5 separate regions of the Mus musculus genome follow, and regions 1, 3, 4 and 5 are each linked to region 2. Evidence: chromatin loops called from intact Hi-C (ENCODE). Cell type or tissue: heart. All regions are shown on one strand. Region 1 has its middle 68 kb from the start of Pcdh19. Region 2 holds the start of Tspan6 (tetraspanin 6). Region 3 overlaps Gm26851 (predicted gene, 26851). Region 4 has its middle 64 kb from the start of Tnmd. Region 5 has its middle 47 kb from the start of Pcdh19.

Region 1 (5,000 bases), 140 kb before region 2:
AACATTGCTATGGAAGATAGACACCTTTTTGTGAGGAGAGCTCTAAGGCTTTAACTTCCTGGCCCCTAAAACTTCCAAATTCTGTAATAGAATGGCAAATACAAGTGAGGAACTCAGCTCCCGAGGAACCTGGCACAGTGAGTTCTATGACCATTCTGTGAAGTCCTCATGAATTCCGTTCTCTTTAAAGCAATGCCTTTACTGAAATCTCCAGTGAAAGCCAGCGTTGATATGTTTTGAGCAAGTTAGCGAGAAATAGTGATAAGCATTTGTCTGTCTCTTGCTGTGCTTGCTCCATCTGCTCTCCTGAGCTTGAGAGAGGCTCTGCAGGCTGATGACATCCTACTGAGGACACTCTTCACAAAGCAAGGGGAAGTTCCCTCTGAAAGTGTCTCATCCTACAGAGATGCTGAGGTGTGCCACTGTTCACGCTCCCCGGGAAGCACTTGTTCAAGAGGACTCTTTCATTTTGATGTATTCAGATATGTTCTAACACACTGGCGAAAAGGAATCACACCCTTTCTAGATACAACTGTGCCCTAAATAAGGAATCTAGATGAGAGCTTGCACAGAGCCAATTGTAGATACTAGTCTTGTGATCTGTCCTTACTTTATACTGCCTAGTAGAAATAACTCACTCTGCTGGAGGGAGACCTCTGCTTCAGATGCAGTCTATCAATTAGCCAAGCATAGGAATAGTAAGGAAGAACTGCTCCGTATGTCAAAATTGCCTAGTACACAGCTCTTAGGTTTGCCACTGGGAAGAACCAGCCATCTTCCCCTTCCCCCGCCTTCACTCTCAATCAGCCAGTCAAAGAAAGGGAAGCTGTGCATATGATGAAAGAGGATCTTAGGTAATGCCTTTGATGAATGGGATAATAGCTCCAAAAGGGAAAAATGAACTCAAGGAAACTGACCGTGACATATCAAAAAAAAAAAAAAAAAAAAAAAAGACAATGAGATAGAAGCCCAAATATAAAATGCCATTCAGAATAAATTCCAAAGGAAGCGGAAAGTATCTAATTGTGCATGCCTAATGGCTTGAGAGGCCAGTTATAGTATTAAAGGGGTTACCAAAAGTTAACAAAGGAAGGAAATCACTGAAGAAAGGAACCTTCTAGAAAACAGTGAGCTCTAGTAAGAAAGAAAACTGCTGTTAGGAGGGCTTCAGCTACCTCCATTTTGATGCTATATTCAATGGAAACATATCCATCTCCTTACTTTATATAACTTGAGGGTATTTACCAGGCCTGAACATCTCCTTCTTTTTGATATCCTTTACTGCTTCAACTGGAATGATACCCCACCCAGCTGGTACCCTTTACTGGTCTTCTTTCCTGACTCATACTCTCCATGGCCCCCAGCTGTGATTAAGCCCCAGGGCTTGATTCTGAACTCTTTTCTTGCAAGAGGATGATGGTACTATAGTGGTTGAGAGAATTAACCCAGAAACACTAACTAGTTTTGAGTCTTGTCTGCTACTTAGTGTGAAATTGAACGATATGCATAAGGCTTTCTCAGCACTTCACACTCTATAGAGTAGGAAAAATAAAATAAGCTACACTTAGCATTGGTTTAGAGATTAGATAGATCGAACATACTTTCAAACAGTACCTGGACTTTTAACATACTTTTAAAAAGTACAGAACATACTTTTAAACAGTACAGCTTCATTAGTGTAATTCATCAGCATTATTATCATTGTCATCATTATTCTTGTCTCCATACTATTACTTGGGTAATCTCACTTATTCACATAATTGTAAGAGGCATTTATCCATAAATTAATCTCTCCTATGACCTTTGTATTAGTCAAGATTATCCATTCCTCCCCACCTATCCCCACCCCAAAACAAACAAACAAACAAACAAACAAACAAACAAACACAAAAAAATGGGAAAAAAGGGAAACAAAACAAGGAGAGAGAGAATCATTATGAAATTTGTCTTATGTGACTCTGGAGGCCTCGAAGCGTCACCACATGCTATCCATACTGGAAATGCAAAACAACCAGTGAGGAAACACATCTGAGATGAGCGAACCAGGAAGCCATTGGTGTAGTTCCCACTCTGACGTTGAAGGCCAAAGAACTAGGAATTGTTGCTGAGTCTGAAGGCCCAAGAGCTAAGAGCTATAATGTTTGCCAGCAAAATGAATACCTGATTCAGAAAAGAAAGTAAATTCGTCATTCTTTGCCTTGTTTGTCTTTCCAAGCCACGACTGGATTGACTGGTGTGTGCTCAGATGGAGCGAGGGAGGATTTTTCTCTACTCATCTACTGTTTCGAATGCTGAGCTCATCCAGAAACAGCCTTATAGACATGCTCAGGCTTAATGCTTTACCAGCTCACTGGACATGGCTTACAACAAAGGAGTTGACATAAAACACACACTCCCAACTGCTGGACCTCTGCACTTAGCTATCTCTTTGGTTCTTGTCTGATATCCAGTAGGTCTGTCAAACTTAACAATTTCAATTTTTACTCTAACATGCCACACAATAGTCCAAGTGGCTTCCAAAATCACAAAGAATATAAATGTTGCTCATTAGCCTTAAATATAGCTAAAGCCTTGGACCACCCTCAGATTGGCCAAAACCCTTTTATGGGAACAGGAACGGGAAAGTTCTCACACATCAGGCATCTTCCTTGGATCTCCAACCTAGTTTCCTTCCTCTCTCCTTTAACTCTAGAGTCAACCATTTGGGCTCCCTCTCTCTTTTTTTAACACGTTGATTTCCTTCTAATGTCAAGGCCTTTGTTTTGACTGATGTCTCCCTTCATAGAATGATCACTTTCTGCCTTTTCATGGAGCTGTCTCCTGCTTAATCTTGGTATATCAACCGTCAGTATCATTTCCATAAGCAACTCTATTAGCTATCCTATCTAAATGAAGTAAGTAGCCTTCTAATAAGTCTATAAATAATGTCATGTTTCTTACCGTAGTTACTCACTTGTTTTGTCCCTTGCCACATTAGAATTTAATTTGACAAGGAAGAAACCCTATTCAGAGTATAGGCAAAACTAATAGAATGAGCAAATGATGGATGGGTAAATGAATTAATAAATAAAAGCACCTGATGAACACCTTTCCTATTTTATATGCTTTAGAAAAACATCTTCAGTAACTGTCAGTATGAGATTTACAGTTTCTTTTATTTCCAAGATGGAAAAGAAGAAACTATGATTCAATAATTGTATCATTTTACCAAGACCACACACCCAGCATAAAAATCCAGGATTTTCCATTTGAAAAGTCTTATACTTTCTACTTCAGCAAAATAATTCTTTTTTTTTCACTCAACTGTTATTTAGCATGGATTTTACACAAAATACTATCCCAGATCCTGTTACTACAGCAGGAATAAGGCACCGCCCCTGCCCTGCATATTTTTCAGTGAAGGTGTGTATACAGACGTGTAACTAGATTTAAAGGGGGGCAAGCAATGCTACATTAGCTATGCTTGGGAAGAAGGGGTGAAGGGGGGCATGGGGCTTGCAAGATGTGAATTCCAGCTAGGCACATTCTTTACTATTTAATTTGAAACAAATTGCTTAAGTTATCTGTGCTTCTGTTTCTTTGTGTGTAAAATGGGAATGCTAACTTACTGTACACCTTACTTGCATACTGTAAGGATCCAATGAGTTAATTTGTGTAAAGAATGTGCCATGTAAGTCCTCAGTAATTGTTCACTGCTGGCATTAGAAAGCAAACAACACTGAGAAATCAGTGGCCGGTTTTTGCTGGTGGTTGTTGTTTGTTTGTTTGTTTGTTTTTTCAGTTTCACAGAGAAAGCAAACCCTGGGATGTGTTTTATTTTTCAGAAATAGTAGCCAGCGTGGTCAGCTAGGCCCAAAAGGTTAGAAGGCTGGAAGCCTAGAGGGCTAGGGACAGGCATTTTCCTTCCAGTCTATTTTGGGCTCATCAACCTAATCAAAATTTATTCTGAATCCTGACCCTGTGAACTTTGTTCTTTCTTGAAGCTGAAATGGTTTCCATACATCATGTGCCTCCATTGATGTGTCCAGAATATCAAAGACCTAAGAAATGGGGCTAAAGAGAAAATCAGAAGCAGCAGGAGCTGCAGATAGGCTGGCGTGGAGAAATGGCAAGGCACAAAGAAGAGTGTCCCATATGCACCAAGTCTCTGTCCAACTGACTTGTGGCTGGCTGGGGAAGACAGGGAGAGAGCCAGAGAGAAAGGCAGGCTTGCAGGAAAGGGGTGGGGGGACTGCTGCTGAATTAAAACAGTTAGAAGCTGGGACAAGAAGATGAAGAGAGCTGGAAGCTGAAGAATAGAATGCAAACTTAAAACTTTACAAAATATGCACTCCCCAATTAAAGCAGTTTACTGCAACTTCACAAAGTCCCAGAAATCATTTAAGAGTCCCTTTAAGTTACACTTGTCATGCAAGCAGCCTATTTAGAAGAACATTAGCATTAGTAGGTTTTGTAGACACATTTCAGAAAGAGTCCAGTGAAAGGGCTACATGAAAGACTGCCGGTAGGCCAAGGATGCCGTCTAGAGCCATAGATCACATCAAAGAGTTGCAAAGAGAAAGGAAAGGACCAGCCAGCAGCCTAGTTTGTAACTCTAGAGAGAAAGAGTCAGGCCTGATGTTTGGCTCTGTAAGCTTGCAAAGAGAATTTTTAATGTCTCATGATGCCTCTTGCTTGACAACATCTGTGGGAAAGGGCCAACACAATGTGACATTTTTGGTATCTAGAATCAGTACATAATTCCTTCCTGGAGTCCTTGCACTGTTTCCTTGGGATACAGCCGGGTTTGATGATGATGATAACCGGTGTTTAGGGCCTGACTTGCTTTTTATGCATTCATGATTACAGTCTGTATGCAAACTTTATAGCAATTCCCTGCTTCCTGGAAGCAGCCAGCAGAGCTGAGAGCCATGGTGGGGAGGAAGGAGGAGGCACACAAGCTAGCTGAGTTACAAAGCTTCAGCAATCCAAAGCAGGACCTTAGAGACTGAGACTCCTTT
Region 2 (5,000 bases):
GAAATACAGCTTCAAAGGGTTTGCAGCCCCATAGGAGGAACAACAATATGAACTAACCAGTACTCCCAGAGCTCCCAGGGACTAAACCACCAAGCAAAGAATACACATGGTGGAACCCATGGCTCCAGCTGCATATGTAGCAGAGGATGGCCTTGTCAGACATCAATGGGAGGAGAGGCCCTTGGTCCTGTGAAGGTTCTATGCCCCAGTGTAGGGGAATGCCAGAGCCAGGAATGAGAGTGGGTGGGTTGGTGAGCAGGGGGAGGGGGAAGGAATAGGGATTTTCCGGGAGGGGGGCCAGGAAAGGGGATAACATTTAAAATGTAAATAAAGAAAATACCTAATAAAAAATGAAAAAAAAAGAAATACAGTTTCAAATGGTTTTAAACATATTGAAAGCTTATCAAACTGGGCCACTTATGGAATTATTTATCTAAGACAAAAGGACAAAGTTTTAACATAGTATGATTGTCTAAGTCAGGCTTACCTCATGTCTGAAAACAAATCCAACAATGGCGGCAACTAGTTCGACCAAAAAAATGAGTGTCAGAAACATCGCGTACTGTGGGATGAAAAGGTTTTTAAAAGTTCAAGTTAGTACAAACAAGACTCAGACCAAAAGACTCATATATCACAGAGGAAAAGAGGGAGGTGGCTGGAGTTCTGAGCAATCAATTGAACACATTTTTATTGAAAAGGGCAGGGAAGGCAGTATCCAAAGCTCTAATTAAATATGGAAGCTAGCAGAGGGACTGGTAGTTTGGTTTTTTTTGTTTTTTTTTTTTTTTTTTTTTTTTGGGTATTTTTTTTTCCATAAGGAATGGAAAAAACAGCTACGGCCAATTCCAAGAAACAAAGACATTATAGAACATATAAGAATCTTCCAGGAAAACCAAGAGCATTCTAAAGAAATCAAGGACTTACTCACCAGTTTCAGCATCCAGGCGGAGGCTCGACAGGTAGCGAAACAACCAAAGGTGCCCAAGAGAATAATGACAGTGCCTGTGCCAATGAGCACAAAAGGCACATTGGTGGCCTTCTCATTTAAGAGGGAAAAATAATTTTCCAGGCTCACCTTGCCCCAAATGCCAACGGCAAGAAGGATAACACCAGTGATCTATGTGAGAAACCAGAGAAAGAAACAATCAGGCACCGTACAAGCTTGAGTCCTTGATCACAAACTCAGGAGGCATCTAAGACACAATGCTTGTGAGAATTGATTAACAGCCCAGTTGCCACAGCACAGTGGCTAGGATATGGGGGGATGGGATGGGGTAAATATGGAAGAGGTAGGAGAAAAGGGTTCTGCAAAAAAGAAAAAAAAAAGGCGGGTTGTGTACTAGGTATCATCTCAAAACTGCATGAATCCATCTGTTTCGTTGTGTAAAATACATTCCCTGCGGCATACATGTCTAGAAATGAAAATTTCCTCAAGCAATTTAATCCAGTCCGAGAAAGAAAACCATCTTGTAGAGAGGGAAGGGTTAAAGGCGTTTCTGAATTCCAGAAACTTCTCGAATCCCCCATCCCCAATTTTGGGATGGACATAGGATACAAAGGGATGGTACACAAAAGAAAACCCAAGGAGAGAGGCTGGCAGGAATAGATTCACACCATACTTACCTGTGAAAAACTCCCCTCTTATGAAGCAGTGAAAAGAGAGATATTATTATGCAAAAGACCCCTCAAAGGAAAGGTTCAGGGACACCTCGTGTGCTCTAGGGGCCTTAACCCCTTTCTTCATCTCCCGCTCCGACCTCGATCTCCTGAGACATCTGGGTCCTACTTCAACCAGTCATCTCACATCAAGACCCCAACGCCAACGCAGTGCCGCCCACCCCAGCTCCCATCTCGGGGACCCCGCCACTGTGGCCTAGGCCAACTCGTGGCCAAGGCTGGGGTCTCTGGAACCACTGCCGCCCAAAGCTCATCCCACTCCAGACCCGAGGTTCTCTGCTCCCAGTCACACCCACCACCTAAGCGAGAGTTCCCCAGCCGTTCCCGTGTCTCACCCAAAAGATGAAAGTGTAGATCAAGAGAACGCTTTTCAAACAAGTAATGACCGGCTTAGTCTGCAGCCTCCGAGATGGGGACGCCATGACTACCCGGAGACCCTGCGCCTATGCACCGGGCGATCGGCTCGAGCTTGCCAGGCGCGAGAGTTTCCGAGTTTCCACGGAAACTGCCGAAAACTCACGAGTATCTGCAACTGAGAAGAACCGGAAACAGGAGACGATTTTCTAGAGGGTCATTCTTAGGAGGCTGCCCGGAAAGTTGCAACAATCGGACGCCCCCTACTGATCGTTACTGAAAACTAAATGTTAATAATACTTGCTTCGGTATGTTTTTTTTCTTCTTCTTCTTTTCTTCTTCTTCTTCTTCTTCTTCTTCTTCTTCTTCTTCTTTTCTTCTTTTTCTTCTTTTCTTCTTCCTCTTGTTCTTGTTCTTGTTCTTGTTCTTGTTCTTGTTCTTCTTCTTCTTCTTCTTCTTCTTCTTCTTCTTCTTCTTTTCTTTTTGTTGGTGGTGGCTTTTTGGTATTGTTGTTGCTTCTCTATGGAATCTTTCCTGTTTCCCACCTAACCTTCTCCCCCGAGTCTTTTTTACTTCATCGTAAGTTGTCTATCACTGCCCGCAATGTTGGAAGGTCCAGCCTCCCAGGTCCCTAGTGCCCTAAAAGAAAAGAATAAAAGCAAAAATCAGATTGCCCTCCACTTGAATACGATCTTTACTTCTCATGAGAACAGCATAAGGATATTTTCTTCTTCTAATCAGATTCACAATAAGTATGTAAAATGTACATAAATACAAATGAATTAATGAAGTGAAGCAGAGATGGTTAAGTGTGTGGTATTGCTACAAGGTTGGAAGGCAATATCTACCTCGTATTCAATACAGACTTTACAGCCAGGTTATGTATTCATGAAAGATAAGGAGATTCCCCATTTTTTTTCTACTTGAAAGTTTGCTCGAAAAATATGCTACTACAGAAGCAGAGGACAAGAAAGTTCCATTGACTTGATCATGCAGAGCTTTCCTGTGGTTTAAATATTGACCTAGGACCAGTTCCTATAACATCCAACCACACATCTGCAGTCCAAGAAAATAACATTTGGAAAATGAGTTATTTCATTCCCAGGCTTTATACTAAATTTTATCCCAAAAGTACAAAGGTACAATACAAAGCTTTTCGGAAACTGGAGGGTCTCTCTTTCCCTCTCTCTCATCTCTCTGTGTGTGTGCATATTTTTGCTCTGGGGACAACATACTCCCGTAAATACTTTGAGGTAAAGTCATCAGGAAACAGACATTCAGCTTTTAGAATACATTTACCATAGCTGCAGTCAGGCAGCTGGAGGAAGGAAGCTTTAAAAATATGCAAAGCTTCCTTCTGAAGCTAACTGACCCTATCTGAGGATTCCTGTATTAAAAACAACAACGAGCAAGGGAAGTCTTGCTAACTCCTTGTCATCCTAAATAGAAAGTTTTCTTCTGAAGTTTAGATTTGTTCCATGACTTTGAAATCATTTTCATTGTAAGCCTAAGAGGAAAGTAATTTTTGTGTGGCTGAAGAAAGAAAGAAAGAAAGAAAGAAAGAAAGAAAGAAAGAAAGAAAGAAAGAAAGAACAGCTAAAACTAAAAGGCACATCTTATTTCCAAGAATGTGTTAATGTTCCTTCTCTCCCTTCCTCTGCCACTCACAACACTGCTTTGTTTGCAGGACAGCCAGTGCCAAACTAAACTGAAAGCCCACATGGAAATTAATGTTCCTATGGCCACAACACCTTGTACCACTCCTGCCTTGCTGGGCCAGCTTGTCCCCTGACGTGCCAACAAATCCAACAGTTCAATTCAGTTAAAATGTAGGCTGGGGTCTGGATCCCAAACCCAACCAAGAGGACAGCTAATCCCATCTAAAGCAACTTCACATATGCTTCTCTGGGCCATCAGATGAGTTCCTTCTTTCAAGTATTACTGCTGACTGCAATGCTGAGCACCATGTACCAGCCACTGCTGCTAAGCCCTTGATACCTCTTACCTCGCACCTACATCACAAAAGTCCTATTATGAGCTCAGATCCACTACCCTCCTCAGTTTACAGATGGAAAACCAGGCTCAAAGAGCCCTAGTACCTTGCCTAAGACTAAGCCCAGCATACCTCTCTTTCTGGCCTCAGACATGGGGCCCTCTTTGCAGTGAGACATGACTAATATAAAAACAAACACCTATCTTGACTCAGATGGAGCCAAGAGTGTTGCTGCTTGGACTCTGAATCACAAATGGGGGCTCTGTAGAGTCCCTGAAGGGTCTGCTGCCACCAGTTCCTCCTTGCTCTTAGGGTGGACAGTTCAGTTTTCCTTTTGCCTTCGCTCCCACAGTCCAATCACCCAGGTAGTGACACTGCCTTCAAGGGGTGAGGCAGAGCATCTGATCTTTCTTTCTCTAATTCAATCGGTTATTTTCTCCACATTTTGGGCAACAAACACTTGATGCCAAAAAAAAAAAATGGAAGAAAATATTTTCCTTAAATATTTGGCTACTTTGTTACGTTCAACATTTAGCAGGGAGATTTGTATCTCTTTCCTATCAAATTCCTTTAACTTTCAAGATTAAGTTGAAATGGTTTTCTTGGCGCATGTCAGGAGGCATCAGAAACAAGAGCTCTCTTTTAAGTCAGATCTCTTCTGTGGCACTCCAATCCCCAACCCCCAAGCTCTATTAAGCCCTCATTCCCCACTGCCTTACCAACATGAATGGTCTACTCCACACTAAGCCAATAAGATTATCCTCTGAACAAGGCTGGTTTCCTGTTCCCCACCAACCCTTTGAAAATGAAAGCTATTTCCTGTTCTCAAAGTCCCCCCCCATCCCAGAATGTTCTCCCTCCCACATCCCTGCCCTCTAACAGTAGTTAGTACTTGTAGGCTGACCACATTCCAATATTAATGTAGAGCGTTAGTCAGTTACTGTAGTACCTATTCTACATCCTACCTAGATGTCCA
Region 3 (5,000 bases), 210 kb before region 2:
AGAGAGCCCAGACCCGGACAGAAGCTTCGGAGTGGGCGCGCCGAGGTCCCTAGCCGCCGTGAGCCCACTATGGTGTGGTGGGCGCTCAGTGTTCCCCGGGGCCGGTTCTGTCTGGAGGGTAGGGGGGCTTCCACTTCTCCTTGGGTGGCGGTGGCAGCTGTAGCCTTTGCCAATGCTGGAAAGCCAGAGGCCGGCGTGGCCAGGGTTGACATCAAGCTTACTCTGCCTTTTGGACCAAAGGCACCCTAGAAACAGAGGTGGACTCTTCCCCGCCCAGATCTAAGGCTCTTAGGCTCTTAATTAAGATCTCAAGCGGAAAGAATCAAATGCGCCCTCGATGAACATTTTTTCCAGTTTTTTTTCTTTTAAATTACAGATTGAGGATGGGAAATAGCTTCTGAATTCACAGTTCTTGGATAGAGCAAACCTCCTTTCTGAGTTATTAGTGTCTGTTATTTGGGAGTCTTGGTTGAAGAAACTCATAATTAGCCCAGCGGCTTTGACCTGAACCCGTAGTCTCAAAATGAGACTCGTTTTTGCCCTTCAAAAAAATTAAATACGAAAATGAAAAACGCATTTGAACACATAATGGGGTTTTTTCCCCCAAAACTGCCATCTTCTTACAAAGAGCGACCCAGATGCTTAAAATAATATATCATCCAAAGGAGCTAGGTTAGCAGCCTTTACCTTGGTGGTGGGAGTGCCAAGAGAGCCTACACACACACACACACACACACACACACACACACACACACACACAAAGGAATTATTTTGCTAGTGAGGTTGAGACTGGACCGTCTGAAAGTGTAGCCAAGGCCAAGGAGAAAGTGCCTGGTCCGCCTGGCTCAAGGGGTTTATTTCACATTAAAATGCAATTCAGCCCAGAACATCAGGGAGAAAAAACATGGCATCTGCAGTGAGAATCATTTTATTTTGATCACTTAGAGCTGTGGGTAGACTGCTGAAAGGGTGGCTTCAGAGAGTCGGTCCTGTGGCCCGCCCAGTTTTGTTTTTGTTTTCAGGTTTTTTTTTTTTCTCAGACACCCTTAGAGAAATGGGCAAGTAGTGAAAGAGCTGAACATGGCAGGCAGCGCGGGCGCACCTCACGGGGGCGGGGGGGCTGCTAAAGGAAGGCTGCCATTTGATTTATCATAGTTATTTACCTTTGATGTCAGCGAGGGGGGGTGGTGAAGCGCGGCTTGGTCTAATTAAAAAGGTCTAAAAAGGCATTTGAAATGGCTTTGCTATCTAATCACGGGATGTGAGTTCCGTGTTTGGCAGCTTTCTAAAATATGGCTGGGACTATTTAAACACAACAATTAGCAGCATGCTAAAATGTTTGCATGCTATGCTTAGAAGCTCTTAGCTGTAAACTTTAAGGCGATCTGTTCCCCTTTAAGTTAAAAAAGGATGATGCCGCTTCCTTGTGGCGAAGGCTGTCAGGAACCCGCTGATCAATAAAAGTAAACTGGCGCCTCCACGGCTTGATTGAGCGGGAGCAAAGAGTCTGAGAAGTAGTCTCGGCCATTACCAATCCCCCAGGTAATGAGAAATGGAAGAATTACTCAGGTAAAATGATTAACATTGCCGTGGCATTTGAAAAGATGCACACAACAAGCTAAGAAGACTGCGGACCTCTCTTACCTTAGGGAGTGCTAATAGAATGTCTATATTCTGCTGTCTTTTTAAAGATAAATAGGAGAATTCAATTCATGTAGAATGGCATTACCTTTGTAATTGCAATCGCATTGTAAAGACATGTTCTGCCTTTGCAAAGACAACCCGCTTCCCTAACGCAATGGCACCATTTCCCAGGCTTCTTGCTCACTGCTCACATTCCAGGCACCCCTCTTATTCCAAGCAGAGCACCAAAGTATTTTCAGTTACCAAACTGCTTTTACAGAAGGCCAAATGCTGAGAGAGGCAGGGGGCCATATGTATCTGCTTCCATTCTTTCCCATCGCCTCCCCCACCCCCAAGCTCACAGTGACAGTTACAACCCCCTGCACACACAATAGTTCTTCCATCCCCCAGTCTATGTCTATAGATAATCCTAACACCCTTTCCTTTCTGACTTCTTTTATTCCCTAATATGTGCCAGAGATTATTGCATTCCAACAATACTACTAACTAAATGAAGGGCCCCAAACCACTTTCATTATCGGGAATTTATTAGCTAGCTGACTAAAAGCGTCTGCATGTAGATAATAAAAAACAAAAAGAAAGTTCTGTTCGTTTTAGCTTCCGTTTACTTCAATCCTGAGGGGAGCCCCGCCTCCTCGGCCTCTTTAGAGACACAAGAGGGCCATCTAGTGACCATCTTTAGTATTTTTCCACCTAACAGGAAACAGGAGGCTCTGGGTACTAGCTGTACAGCCTGCTGCAGCTTTCTAGGCCAAGTCAGTTCCTTAGGCAACAAAGGCCAGAATCAAAATTGTTTTTAAAAATGTGATTTTTTTTGTCCTTTGATTTTTATGCACGCCACTAAAATAGTCCAGAATGTCAATTGAAAAAAATGGGGAAATTCTTGCCTTTAAATCAAGCTGATACACGAGTCTAATCTTTGCAGCACCAAGACTCAGAAGGGAAGGTTTGACTCAGATAAGTTTAAATTTATGGTAGGGACTAAGATACCAGGGTATGAGGGACTGTAGACTTAGAAACATGTAAGGGAGGTTTCTGAGATATGTTTACAAAGTTACTTGTTTCAGCCCACCCCCCTTCCAAAAGAATAACATTCAAGCCACTCCAGTTTTCCTTGGTCTCCACCTCCCTACCTATTTATTCTTTTCATCTCTGACCTTGCTGCAGAAAACCAGATTCTTCTAGCTTGAGTTTTGCTGCATCTCATGAGCATCCCATTCACCAAAAATTTGACCAGTGGCCTGGCAATATTCTCTTAGAAAGAAAGGCTTGATTTAAAAGCTAGCCAGAGTCAATCTCACTTTTCTTGACTACATATCTTCTCTCCTGGCTTGAGATGCAATGTTTAGAATACACAGAATAAAAGAAGGAAAGGGGAGGGGTTAGCAGACAGAGGCAGGAAAGTGTCCTTATTAAAATCATCATCTCATTTCAGCTTTACGGTAACTATGGGAGGTAAAAAGTCTTTGCAGATGTGGAAGCACAGTTGCAGAGCAGCTCAATGATTTGCCAAGATGACCTCATTACACAAAACTCAACCACTTTCCTTGTGAAATCAACAAGTGCTGGCTGTGTGCCCAGCATTGTGTTAGGGAGTACGGAGTTTTCTAAAGATGGACCTTGTCCCTGTGAAGATTAAACTTCAGTTCACTAATTGATTAACAGCATGTAGTTTCTATACACTATAAATATTCCTTGAGAAAGAACTAAAGTGGGGTTTATTATGTTGACAGTTTGCTGAAATTCGAATCCCTTCTACCCCAAATGATCCCATTTGGAGTGACTTCCCCTCCTCCACCCTCACTGACCCAGGCAGTTGAGGTAAAAGCAACAAGAGGAACAGCCAGGGATGTGGGCCTGTGGAGCAGGAATGAGGTGTGGTTTCCACTATGATACCTGTTTCTGACTCTTTTGGAACACCAGGAAAACTAAAGATGAGAGGCGGGGGCAAGGAAAGATGTTGAGGTCAGCTTTACTTTTTCCTTTCTCTTCCTGCCAAGCCCCACCCACCCTTGCCTTGTTACAGAGGGAAACAGTGACAGTGGGAGTTGCAGGACATCGGACATCAACAAAATACAGAAAATATTCTCAAGTGCTAAAATTGCTCACTGTGGTCCCAATGTTTGCCTTTTCCAAGAAATACAGAAAAGGTCATGGACGGTGGAGACGAAAAAGGCTATTAATCACTCCAAGTCTTCCAATTTTGACAAGGCCAACATCCCTGAAGAAGTTAATCCAACCCTGACCCCAAACCTTATGCCATCTCTCTTTAGGAATTCTGTTTCCCACATGACCAAACCCCTGCTGCTGCCAGACTCATAACTGTCCCTAAATAAACACACATCATGAGGACCATTTAATTAGCAAAGGCTAAATCAGCAGATACATTTCAATAAATGACACTGTTCTCTAACACCTTCTGCACTGCCCTGCAGTGATCACCTGTGAAGTTTTGACAGCGCCATTTGGGCTCTCAGCATTACAGCCTCTGTCTTTTCATGTGAATTCTCTCCAAGTGGATCCCAAATGCCAGTTTCCTAGGTGCAACCTCATGCCAAATGTTATTCTCACCACCACCACCACATTCGAAAACAAACTGCTTTCCCTTCAAAGGCACTATGATCAATTCCTGCCTGGATTTCTCACTGTTGCCACTCTCATCCCTAAGAAGGAGGATAAGAGTGACATTCCACAGCTTTCCAGAAGAAAGGCTTTTGGCACCTTGAAAATGGGGGGGTCCCCAAATTAGAGAGCTTCACAAAAACAATTGAAAAGGGGACACCCATGTTTACAAGGAGAGATTAAAACTAGGATGCTTTCTTTGAAGACAAACACATTTTTATTTTTATTTTTATTTTTATTTATCATTTTTCATTATCACTACTACCAAGCCATAATGCCACAACCTAGAGAATCCCAGGGACTTGGTACTTATGTAACTCTCTTAGATTAGAGCTTCTTGTGGGAACAGAGCTTTGGATTCTCAACCTAGAGTTCTCTACCTTTCAGCCAATTCTGCTTCTTCTAAGGTGGTTCAAGTAAAGCAGGAACTGGAGCAGAAATTCTACACAAAGGAATAGTTTCAGGTGCTGAAAGATGCCTAGTCAAAACATCAGCTCTACAAAATGTGCCCGGATGATTAGCTTTCCAAATGTAGATAGATAGATAGATAGATAGATAGATAGATAGATAGATAGATAGATAGACAGACAGAGATAGATAGATAGATAGATAGATACATACATACATACATACATACATACATACATACACACACACACACACACATACATACATACATATAGGTAGATATAGATATTTGAAAAAACATATATACACATATGTTCATTCTTATA
Region 4 (5,000 bases), 110 kb before region 2:
AAGGCTGGGCAGCATTTTGCAATTTATCAGATTTATCCAAAATTTACAGCAATTTCTTCTCTTCCTCCTTCATCATCATCATCATCAAGCTATTTTCTATCAATCTTCACCTTCAACGTGATAGAAAACTATTTAAGTTGTATAGATTATCTTGCTCAAAAAGCAAGAAAATAGTGAAATGTATTAATAAATGAAAAGCACAATTTATGTCATTATCATAATTATTCTTATAATAAGAATCATATTAAGATTAGCAATAACTAAAATTTTACTCTTGCTGATATGAGGTGTTCACCTAACAAACACAAAAGGAAATAGATATAGAGTTAAACAAGGAGGTATACAATCAATAGTGGAGAGTAAAGATTGATTCTTTCAACCAAGACTAGAAACCACTTATGAGAAAAATAATGTTTCTATCAATTAAGTTGAGTGTCATCAGTGTGAATGTGCCACTGCAGTTTTTGTCAGGTATCTTAAGCTGAACTTTCTCATCAGCGATACCTATGCTCAGTCACCTACATTTTGGAAGTCTAAAAAGTTTAAGAAGGGAGTCAGGACCCTCTAAGTCCTTGCTGCACCATATGTAATTCTGTAGACTAGTAATAATCACCATGAGCAGAGAAGTTATTAGCAATGTAGAATTAGAGGCTTCACCTCACACCAGTGAATCAGAATCTGTGTATTTACACAATCCCAGCTAATTCTTATTAAGGTCTGGCAAGTTTTGCTCTGGATATTAGCTGAGAGTTAGACTTGCCTAATTTCAAGTACTATAGTCATACCTCCAGTATTTGCCCTTGTGATTATTTCTGACATCCATATACTTAGGAAATGCAATGAGATCAGCTGATAACACAAAATCTGCCAAATGACTGTTGTGTACTCTGTCAAGTATTATATTAGGTCCTTAGAAGGAAACCAAAAATGAATCTCTACTCTCAAGGATAAAATTTGGGATGGAAAGAAGAGAGATGAGTAGATGCTACCACAATGCATTTCATACTCTGTTTATACAGATGTTGTGGTTTGAATATAAAATGCTCCCCGAAAGACTCATACCTTTGGCTAAGGAGATGATTCAATAGAAAAGGGTCATTGCACTACAAGCATAAAAACCTGAGTTCAAACCCCCAACATCCACATTTTGAAAAGCTGTGCATAGCTATGCATGACTGCAACTCAGCCCTGAGGGTAGTGACAGACAGAATCCCAGAATTGTGGGCATAGAGATAACCTGATTTTGAGAATTCATGGCTTACCATTCTAGCTGAAATAGCTATCTTCCAGTTCAGTGAGAGACCTTGTCTCACAGGAATAAGGTACAGAGTGATTGAGGAAGATACTGGACGTCTTGCTCTGGGTTTGGCATATACACACATGGGCATACACAATGAGCATATTCAAGTGCTCATACCACACATAAACAATATGTACCCATCACATACTCTATGAACAAAAGCATGCATATGAAAAGCTTGTGTCTTGTTATTGGAACCAATTTAACTGAGAGGAAAGTGAGTCATGAGGGATTTTATTTAATGTCCAGGGGAGATTATGAAAGATGGAATCTTGTTTGAGATAGTCTGCCTGTGAAGGGTATATTGATCTGTCTTCCTCCTCCTTCTGCCTGCAATAATGAATTAAGCCAATTTTTCTCTACCATGGCCTACTGACATGAATTGTCTCAGGCCCATAGCCAGGTAACCACAAATTGAAATCTCTGAAACTATGATCTAAAATAAAAATTTCCTCCTAACTTGATCTGGTCAGATATCCGTGACAGCAAATAAATAAATAAATAAATAAATAAATAAATAAATAAATACTAACACACCAGGCTGACGCCTGTTTTCCACATGTGCTCCATGTGGTCTACCTTTGTTCTCAATATTCCCTCTGTCTGGAACTTTGATTTTCTGCTTCTCCTTTACCATTATCCTGTTTACAGTGACTCTCCGGAAAATGGAAACCAGTGGTGTTTTTCTGAAGAAAAAATAAATAAAACAAACAAAAAACCCCACTTACTCCCCAAACTAAACACAACAACTGGATTTTACTGAGATGTCTAAGCTCTCTTCTAAATACTTCAGTTACTCTCCACAGGATGTTCAGGAAAATGAGACTTTTTTTTTTTTAGTTTTTTTCTCCCATTTTTATTGGTTATTTTATTTATTTATATTTCAAATGTTATACCCTTTCCCAGTTTCCCCTGTACAAAACCCCTATCTCCTCCCCCTGCCTCTATTAGTGTGCTCCCCCATATGCCGACCCACTCCTACCTCAACACCCTAGCATTCCCCTACCCTGGGTCATCAAGCCTCCACAGGACCAAGGGTCTCCTCTCCCAGTGATGCCAGATAAGGCAATGAATCCTCTGCTACATATGCAGCTGGAGCCATGGGTATCCACTGTGTACTCTTCGGTTGGTGGTTTAGTCCCTGGGAGCTTTGGGAGTCTGGTTGGAGGACACTAGCTGAAATACCCAACAAAGGGGAGAGAGAACCTATAGAGACCATATCCAGTGGATAGGTACAGCCCCCAGTTGAGGGATGGGGTCACCCATCCATCTCAAAAATATTAACCCAGGATTGCTCCTGTCAAAAGGAAATGCGGGAACAAAGAGTGGAGCAGAAACTGAAGGAAAGGCTATCCAGAGACTGCCCCACCTAGAGATCCATCCCATCTCCAGACATCAAACCCAGACACTATTGCAGATGACAATAAGTGCTTGCTGATGAAGGCCTGTTAGAGCTGTCTCCTGAGAGGTCCTGCCAGAGCCTGACAAATACAGAGGTTGATGCTCATAGCCAACCATTGGACTGAGCATGGAGATCCCAACAGAGGAGCTAGAGAAAGGACCCAAGGAGCTGAAGGGGTTTGTAACCCTGTAGGAAGGAAAACGAGACTTTTATTGTGATCAAACATTAGAACTTTGTCATTTGAAATCTTTCACTTAGAAATCAAAATATGTGTCCTCACATGCTAAACTATAGTAAAAAAAAAAATTCGCATATCTTTCTAATTGCTCCTAACACAAAACAAATAGATCCAGAATCCACAATTTCTGAACAAGTCTCCTGAATTGTCAATAGTGGCTGTAATTTTCAGTGGATACTCTAGATGGTAGCATTGTGCATTTTATTCTTTATATAATTTATTGGTTTCCTAAGTCTCTATTTTACACATCTGAACAGGCATGTGTGTGGAGGGAAAATGGAAGGGCAAACACTAATTTCACTTTAGTGGGCATCCATGACTAGGCAAATATCAATAACAACATTTTAAATTCTATTTGTATCAGTCAAATTCTTGTCTATTTTCACTGTTGCTCAGTCTGTATAATTGATTCCACTGTCTCACCTCTTGCTCATGTTCCCACCTTGTGCAGTCCATTTTTTTCCTCTTTCTTCCCTAACCCTTCCAAAGCCATTATTTTATTAAGACTTCACTGTATCACCCAATATACATCCCATCAGCCTCTCCCCAAGGTGCATCTGAACCAGTTATAAGGCAGTTACCCTTCACATTATTTTCTGTTTTCCACTTTTTCATTGTAAATTTACCAAAAAAAAGAAGTTGAAAGAATACTATAAAAAGCAGCAATATACCTGTTCACTGAGACTCACCACATTTTTTGCCTTTCCATTACAACCTCCTACTCACCCTCCCTCTTTCTGCTACCTTTCTTCAATCATCCTGACATACTCTAGCTGCTTCACCATGCATTGTCTAGGTTGCAGATATCATTTCATTGTCCTTAAGGTCTCTGGCATGCATTTCCTGAGAATAAAGAGCATTTTTTACAGCACCCTCTTGAAGCCCTCTGCTCTCTTGCCTTCATTTAACTCTTCTGTACATCTAAGCATGTCTTTCCAGAACTATAAGACAAAGGAAGTGGATAAAGACAGTGGGAGTCTACTTTGGTCTAGCCATAAACTAGCTCTGGAAAAAAAAAAGAAAAAAGAAAAAAAGAAAAGAAAAGAAAGAGGAAAATTTGCTTAAATTAAAAAGGTAACACACATATTGTTTAACCAAAACAAAACAAACAAACAAACAAAAAAACCCAGGAGAAATAAAAAGGTTGGAGACATTTGTTACATCTACTATATATATGATATATATGGCTATATCATATAGAGACAATTATTCTATAACTACAACCATTTCTTAAATAAAACTCCTCTTATGCATAATTCATGTTAAATAATCAAACTGGTGAAATAAATAGTTAAGATATTTTATTCTCTTTCCATTCAATATTAAAAATAAAACCCAAAACTTTTAGTAATGTTTATTGCCTACATCTTAGTTAAACAAATGTAGTGTTAATGAAAGTATGACCATTTCTATTTCTCAATTAAACAAAAGGTGGGCAAAGACATATGGAGTTCGTGTAAGATTCTCCATTGATAGACTCCTGAATGTGAACATCTGTTCATATATGGAAAACACCTTTACAAGAGCTAAGGAAATGACATAAGAGAGTCTATTTGACTTTAACAATATTAAAAGAACATTGAGGGGGATGTAGTAGTTACTTTTCTATTGCTGCAATAAAACACCATGACCAAGGCAATTTATAGAAAGAAGGATTTATCTGAGCTTATGATTCCAGAGGGATGACTCTGTCGCCATTACCATCAGTAAGTATGGCATCAGTAAGTACAGGCAAGGCAAGTGAATCTGGAAGCTGAGACTTGAAGGTTCAAATCACAAACCATAAACAGGAAGTAGAGAGCAAACTGGGAATGATATCCATGATATCTCAATAGCATGACTACATAGACAAGGCCTGAATAAAGACCGCACCAATAGGCATGCGTCCATGGAAGGGAGAAATCTCATGAAAATTCCCACTTCTACACAAAAACAAACAAATCAAAACAGAACACAAACCTATAGACAACTAAAGGATACTGAGAGTGGGAAAAGTAGACTTCTACTAGCAAGGAACCCTTTAATTGCTTATCAAATATATATAAAACGTCAAGCCCTGA
Region 5 (5,000 bases), 160 kb before region 2:
TAAGGAAACAAAAGGATAGCAAAGAGGCAAAACCAAGACTTGAATTAAAATCTGAGAAACAACAAAAAAAATTCATGTTCTAATTCATACTTTGGAGACATTTGTGCATTGGTAAAGTGCTTGAGCAAAGGACAATTGTTGCTCTTGTGTTTCTGCTTTCCTGCTAAGTCATATGTGTTTTTGCAATAGTTAATCTTCATTTTCAACTTGACTAAGAGTTAGAAGCACTTAGGAGATATTGAGGCTTGCCAATGGGTATGGCAATGAGGCTATTTCTGTAAATTATTACCTAAGAGGGAAAACCTGTTACAAATGGAGTTAATACAATAATGCAGGCTTGGAACCCCACAGAATAAAAACAAAAGAAAAATGAAGCAATGATAACAAGGGACGGGCACAGCCTTTCTTTGCTTCCTGGTCTACTGTGACATGAACTGCTCTGTTCTACCACACCACACTTTCCCTGACATGATGGAGAAATCCATCCAAAAACATGAGCCAAAACGAATCCTTGCCCTTAAGTTGTCTCTACTAGATATTTGGGTTATGGGTGACAAAATGCTAATAAAGTTCTTTTAGGAATCATTGAAATGTGTATGTGGAAAGCTTCTCAAGAGATTTAAAATGGTTAGGAAAATGAGTTTTGAAATCAGATGAACTTGGACTCATTCACTAACTCTGCCATGCATAAGCTCTGTGAATTTCAGCAAGTCCCTTAAGAGCCCTGAGCTTCAGTTTCTTCATCTCTAGAAATCTATTGGAAATAATGATCCCTACTTCTTAGGGCCTATGTGTGTAGAAATTTTGTAAAGCGCTAATGACAGTGCCTAGCACCTCCCAAGCCCTCAACAAGTACCACATACTGTGGGAGCTGGAGAGAAGGGCTTTATAGTGACTCCAAGGTTAAACTCCAGTTTGACATTATGAATACCAAGAAAAATACAGAGGCTCCAGCCCAACAAGTTCACTACCAGCAAACACAGAAAGCCTCCTCTTGAGAAATGGAGTCAGGTAACAATCACCCACAGAGTCGGACTCAACAAATGACAGCTGCAGCGCCAAGCTGACCCACAGCTCAGTCTCTGGCATGATGGGAATTGGACTGAAGAGGGAATGGGGTGGGTTGCTACTAGACAGTAGCTCAGCCTTCACTGTCATACCTAAGGAGACTTCTCTTTAAAACCAGGGAACAAAGCTGTCCTCATCTTCAGACTGTTTATCTTATTCGCCAGAAGTTTGTTTATAATAAGCCTTAGGGAACTCAAAGGGTAAGACTTAGTTTTCTCATCTTCATAGGATGAAAACAAAATAAGGAAAATATGCTTATATTCAGAGGCAAAAATTCTAATTAATTCATTAAGCCAAGGTTCAGTTTATTTTGAGGCATAAACTGAACTCCCCTGAATACAATTTCCTGTGAAATCAGGGACAGTAGGGATTGCTACAAGGAACAAATAAAATGTTGCATATGAAAGTGCTTTGCAAACTATAAGGAATATATAAACTGTGACTATGCTAATATAGACAAACATATGCAAAGGAAAACACTACGACTCAAAATTGAAGCAGGGGTGTTTGAAAACACTAACTAATGCTGAATTATAAATCGTGAGCCATGCTCGTGTTGTTGTTTTGAGTTTCATGGTTTTAAGAAAATCAGAGATAACTTGAAGTTAGTTAAGAAGTCAATGGAGATTCGTGGGGAAAATTTTAAGACAGCTTGAGGGCAGTTTTCAGGTCTGTAGATGGCAGTAGTTCTTCAGCATGTTTCATGTCTCTATAAATCACAGGGCTTTCCTTTTTCTTCACTTGAGTTAGGGGGAGAATAAAGAACCCCAGAGATGATGTGCTCCCCGGGATCCGAAAGAAGTGTAAAGTGTGTGCAAGTATATATATTTTGGCCTAAAAGTATGAATCCCAACCCCCAACCCATGCACAAATCTCTCTCTGCCTTCCCTGGATCCCCAGCTGAGCCCAGGCAGCCAGAGCTGCACTGACAACATGTGGCCACTAGGGGACCTCTTAGTGTTTTCCCCCTAACTTCATGCAAATAAGTTGAAGCAGGGCTGTTTTTCTCCTTGCCTTTTTCTGAGAATGGCTAAAATATTTCAAAAATGACCTCCCTGAGAAGCGAAGGATAACCAACCTCGAAATAAGCAAAAGCGAGTCGAGAGCAGAAACTCCAATGAGTTCTGACAGCATTAATGGTATTTCTCTACTTTCATTAACTCTAATTATATAACTTGGCAGTCACCTCCTGAAATTTACATGAGCATGTTCTCCAGCCAAGAAATTCCACTTTTAAGTTTCTACCCAGAGCAATTCTTGCTCATGAGCAGAACTGGGCATTTGTAAGCATCCTCACTCCACTACTGTTGGTAACCGCAGAAGGAGAGTTGGAGGCACAAAGAGAAGTAGGGGGAGCACAAAAAGTAGAACATTAACTTTATCTGGCTCATCTAAAGAACGGAATACTGTGCAGATGTGTAAGACGAGATAGGTCTGTTCATAATAACAACAGAAAGTGCTTTGACACATATTGCTCAATGTATAAAACAAGTTTTAAAACGACGCATAGAGTAGGATGTTATTTACGTAAAGAATACAACACCCAACGATATACTTTTGTTTATATATGGGTATAGAGTACAGCTCATATAAAATTTTAAGACGCTGCACATCAAACTGGTGGTGGAAGGTACATTAAAGGGAATCTTTGCTTTTTTTCCTTATTGTGTGATTTTAAATGAGAACATATTTCATATGCTTGTGATTTCACTTTCAATTTAATAATACCAGTAAATTCCAGCCACAGACCAGAAACTCAAAGTAGGTTGGGACTAGCACTCTAACAGCTCAAGGACATCTGTGCAGCTCTAGTGGGTGCATGGTATCCACTTCAGTATAAAGTGCATACCACTTAAGACCGTGACCTTCCTAGTTTTCTTTTGAAGTCTGGTTGAAATTTCTCTCTGCCACTGGTACAGCGGTTCTCAGCCATCCCAATGTTCCAATCTTTAATAGAGTTCTGAATGTTGTGGTGACCCCAACCATAAATTTATTTTATTGCTACTTCATAACTGTAATTTTGCTACTGTTATAAATTGTAATGTAAATATTTTTGGAGATTGAGGTCTTTTAAAGGAGCCACGAGCAACAGATTGAGAAATGCTGCACTAGTAGAATCATTTAATTCATTAAAATCCATCAGGGGCTGGAGAGATGGCTCAGCGGTTAAGAGCATTGACTGCTTTTCTGGAGGTCCTGAGTTCAAATCTCAGCAACCACATGGTGGCTCACAACTATCTGTAATGAGATCTGACACAGTCTTCTGGTGTGTCTGAAGACAGCTACAGTATACCATATAATAAATAAATAAATAAACAAACAAACAAACAAACAAACAAATAAATCTTCTAGAGGCTGGAGAGATTTTGTTTGTTTGTTTTTCTTTTTCTTTTATTAGATATTTTCCTTATTTACATTTCAAATGTTATCCCCTTTTCTAGTTTCCCCCCAGAAAACCTCTTCATTTTTCCCCTATCGCCTCCCCCTGCTCCCCAACCCACCCACTTCCATTCCTGGTGTGAGCATTCCCCTATACTGGGGCCTAGAACCTTCACAGGACCTAGGGCCTCTCCTCATGAATTGGTTTTACTCCTTTGTGTACCACAGCACTTTATTCATTTTTCTCTGTACAGTGACACATTGTATAGTCAGTATGGTTTAAACCATGATAGATATGCACAGGGTATTAAACAAATACCAGCAAAACAGTTAATGGGAAATCAAGGTCAAAAATCAACAACTTCTACAATATATACTTGATATCAGATGTAAACTTCAAGGACAATCCTCCTCCTCCTCCTCCTCCTCCTCCTCCTCCTCCTCCTCCTCCTCTTCCTCCTCCTCCTTCTTTTTTCTGAGACAGGGTTTCTCTGTGGAGCTCTGGCTGTCCCAGAACTCACTCTGTAGACCAGGCTGGCCTCAAACTCAGAAATCTGCCTGCCTCTGCCTCCCAAGTGCTAGTATTAAAGGTGTGTGCCACCACTTCCCGGCTAAGGACAAACTTCTTCTCAGGGGCTTATTTCAGTTTCGTGATGCTAGCCTGAGATATGTAAATTTGCTAGGGCAAATTGGTACTTCAGAATCTGGCCATGGAAGAGATACCTGATGCCTGCTTAATCCATCTAGAAGCATTTGCAGAGGATGATGCCGAGGTCCAACTCATCATACTTCTGGTTGCTGATGCATATCTTCTGGAAGGTGGGTATCAAGGCCAGAAGAGAAAAATCTACTGCATACTTTTGCTCAGGGCAACAATGATCATGGACTTCACCATGCTTGGTGCCAGACCTGTGATCTCCTCTTGCATACTGTCAGTAATGCCTGGGTGCTACCAACCAGCATTGAGTTGGTTTATAAGTCTTTGTTGATGTCCATGATGTACACTTTATCATGGAACTGAGTACAATCTATGGATATCGCAAAACTCCATAGCCAGAAAGGAAGGCCAGAAGTGGATTCTGGACAAAGGAACTGCTTGCTCTTCAAAACTCATAATCACCTACCCATCAAGCAGCTTGTAACTTTATACCAAGGTCAACAAGGAAGAAGCCATAGCCATTCCTTACTCCAAGTCATACTTTACCAACCAAGTGGAAGAATATGGGCAACTTTGCACATGCCAAAACCATTGTCAATGAGAAGCACTGTGGTTTGTTCTTCTACTGTGCTTGATCCATAGAGAATGGAACAAATAAACCCAAGAGGGCACAGTGTAGGTCAATTTGAACAGTGTAAGTAACACTCATCAATTGCATCTGTGTGCCCACTATTTGTTAGGAGATGAAAATATAATTAACAGATAAACACATACATAGCCCTTCCTATGATCTTGAGGCTGAAATTAGTGTTCTCAAGTGGAAAGAACTTAAATTCAAGACTGGATGGGATACATATCTCAGTTTCCTTGTGTATAGAATGGGATAACAATGCTG

The links. A loop is a pair of places that touch in the nucleus more often than their neighbours do. Peaks named below come from ENCODE experiments on the same cell type or tissue, not always from the same donor. Only the 100,000 strongest peaks of a DNase experiment are listed, where the experiment ranks them.
Region 1: a loop joins it to region 2, with 2.3 times the contacts of the local background. A loop is called at or near these places in 4 of 42 quality-filtered maps.
Region 3: a loop joins it to region 2, with 3 times the contacts of the local background. A loop is called at or near these places in 2 of 42 quality-filtered maps.
Region 4: a loop joins it to region 2, with 8 times the contacts of the local background. A loop is called at or near these places in 12 of 42 quality-filtered maps.
Region 5: a loop joins it to region 2, with 3 times the contacts of the local background. A loop is called at or near these places in 3 of 42 quality-filtered maps.

Annotation. Positions count from the first base shown.
Region 1 is chrX:133,754,746-133,759,745 of GRCm38, forward strand. No RefSeq gene overlaps it. Among named protein-coding and RNA genes, the nearest start is that of Pcdh19, 68 kb to the left of the region's middle. In heart, no CTCF peak of the experiment used is centred here; no DNase peak of the experiment used is centred here.
Region 2 is chrX:133,896,196-133,901,195 of GRCm38, forward strand. Tspan6 (tetraspanin 6) reads right to left here and starts at 2,234. Exons shown (of 8, transcript NM_019656.3): 1 at 2,013-2,234; 2 at 929-1,117; 3 at 488-562. The coding sequence starts at 2,099. In heart, a CTCF peak has its summit at 2,293 (motif pointing left); a DNase peak (open chromatin) is centred at 2,176; H3K4me3 peaks cover 1,436 bases; H3K27ac peaks cover 1,319 bases.
Region 3 is chrX:133,690,009-133,695,008 of GRCm38, forward strand. The region is part of intron 1 of Gm26851 (predicted gene, 26851); the gene reads left to right. Among named protein-coding and RNA genes, the nearest start is that of Pcdh19, 3.5 kb to the left of the region's middle. In heart, a CTCF peak has its summit at 2,312 (motif pointing left); DNase peaks (open chromatin) are centred at 23, 2,303, 3,213 and 3,553; H3K4me3 peaks cover 1,941 bases; H3K27me3 peaks cover 618 bases.
Region 4 is chrX:133,784,196-133,789,195 of GRCm38, forward strand. No RefSeq gene overlaps it. Among named protein-coding and RNA genes, the nearest start is that of Tnmd, 64 kb to the right of the region's middle. In heart, a CTCF peak has its summit at 3,115; no DNase peak of the experiment used is centred here.
Region 5 is chrX:133,733,183-133,738,182 of GRCm38, forward strand. No RefSeq gene overlaps it. Among named protein-coding and RNA genes, the nearest start is that of Pcdh19, 47 kb to the left of the region's middle. In heart, a CTCF peak has its summit at 2,000; no DNase peak of the experiment used is centred here.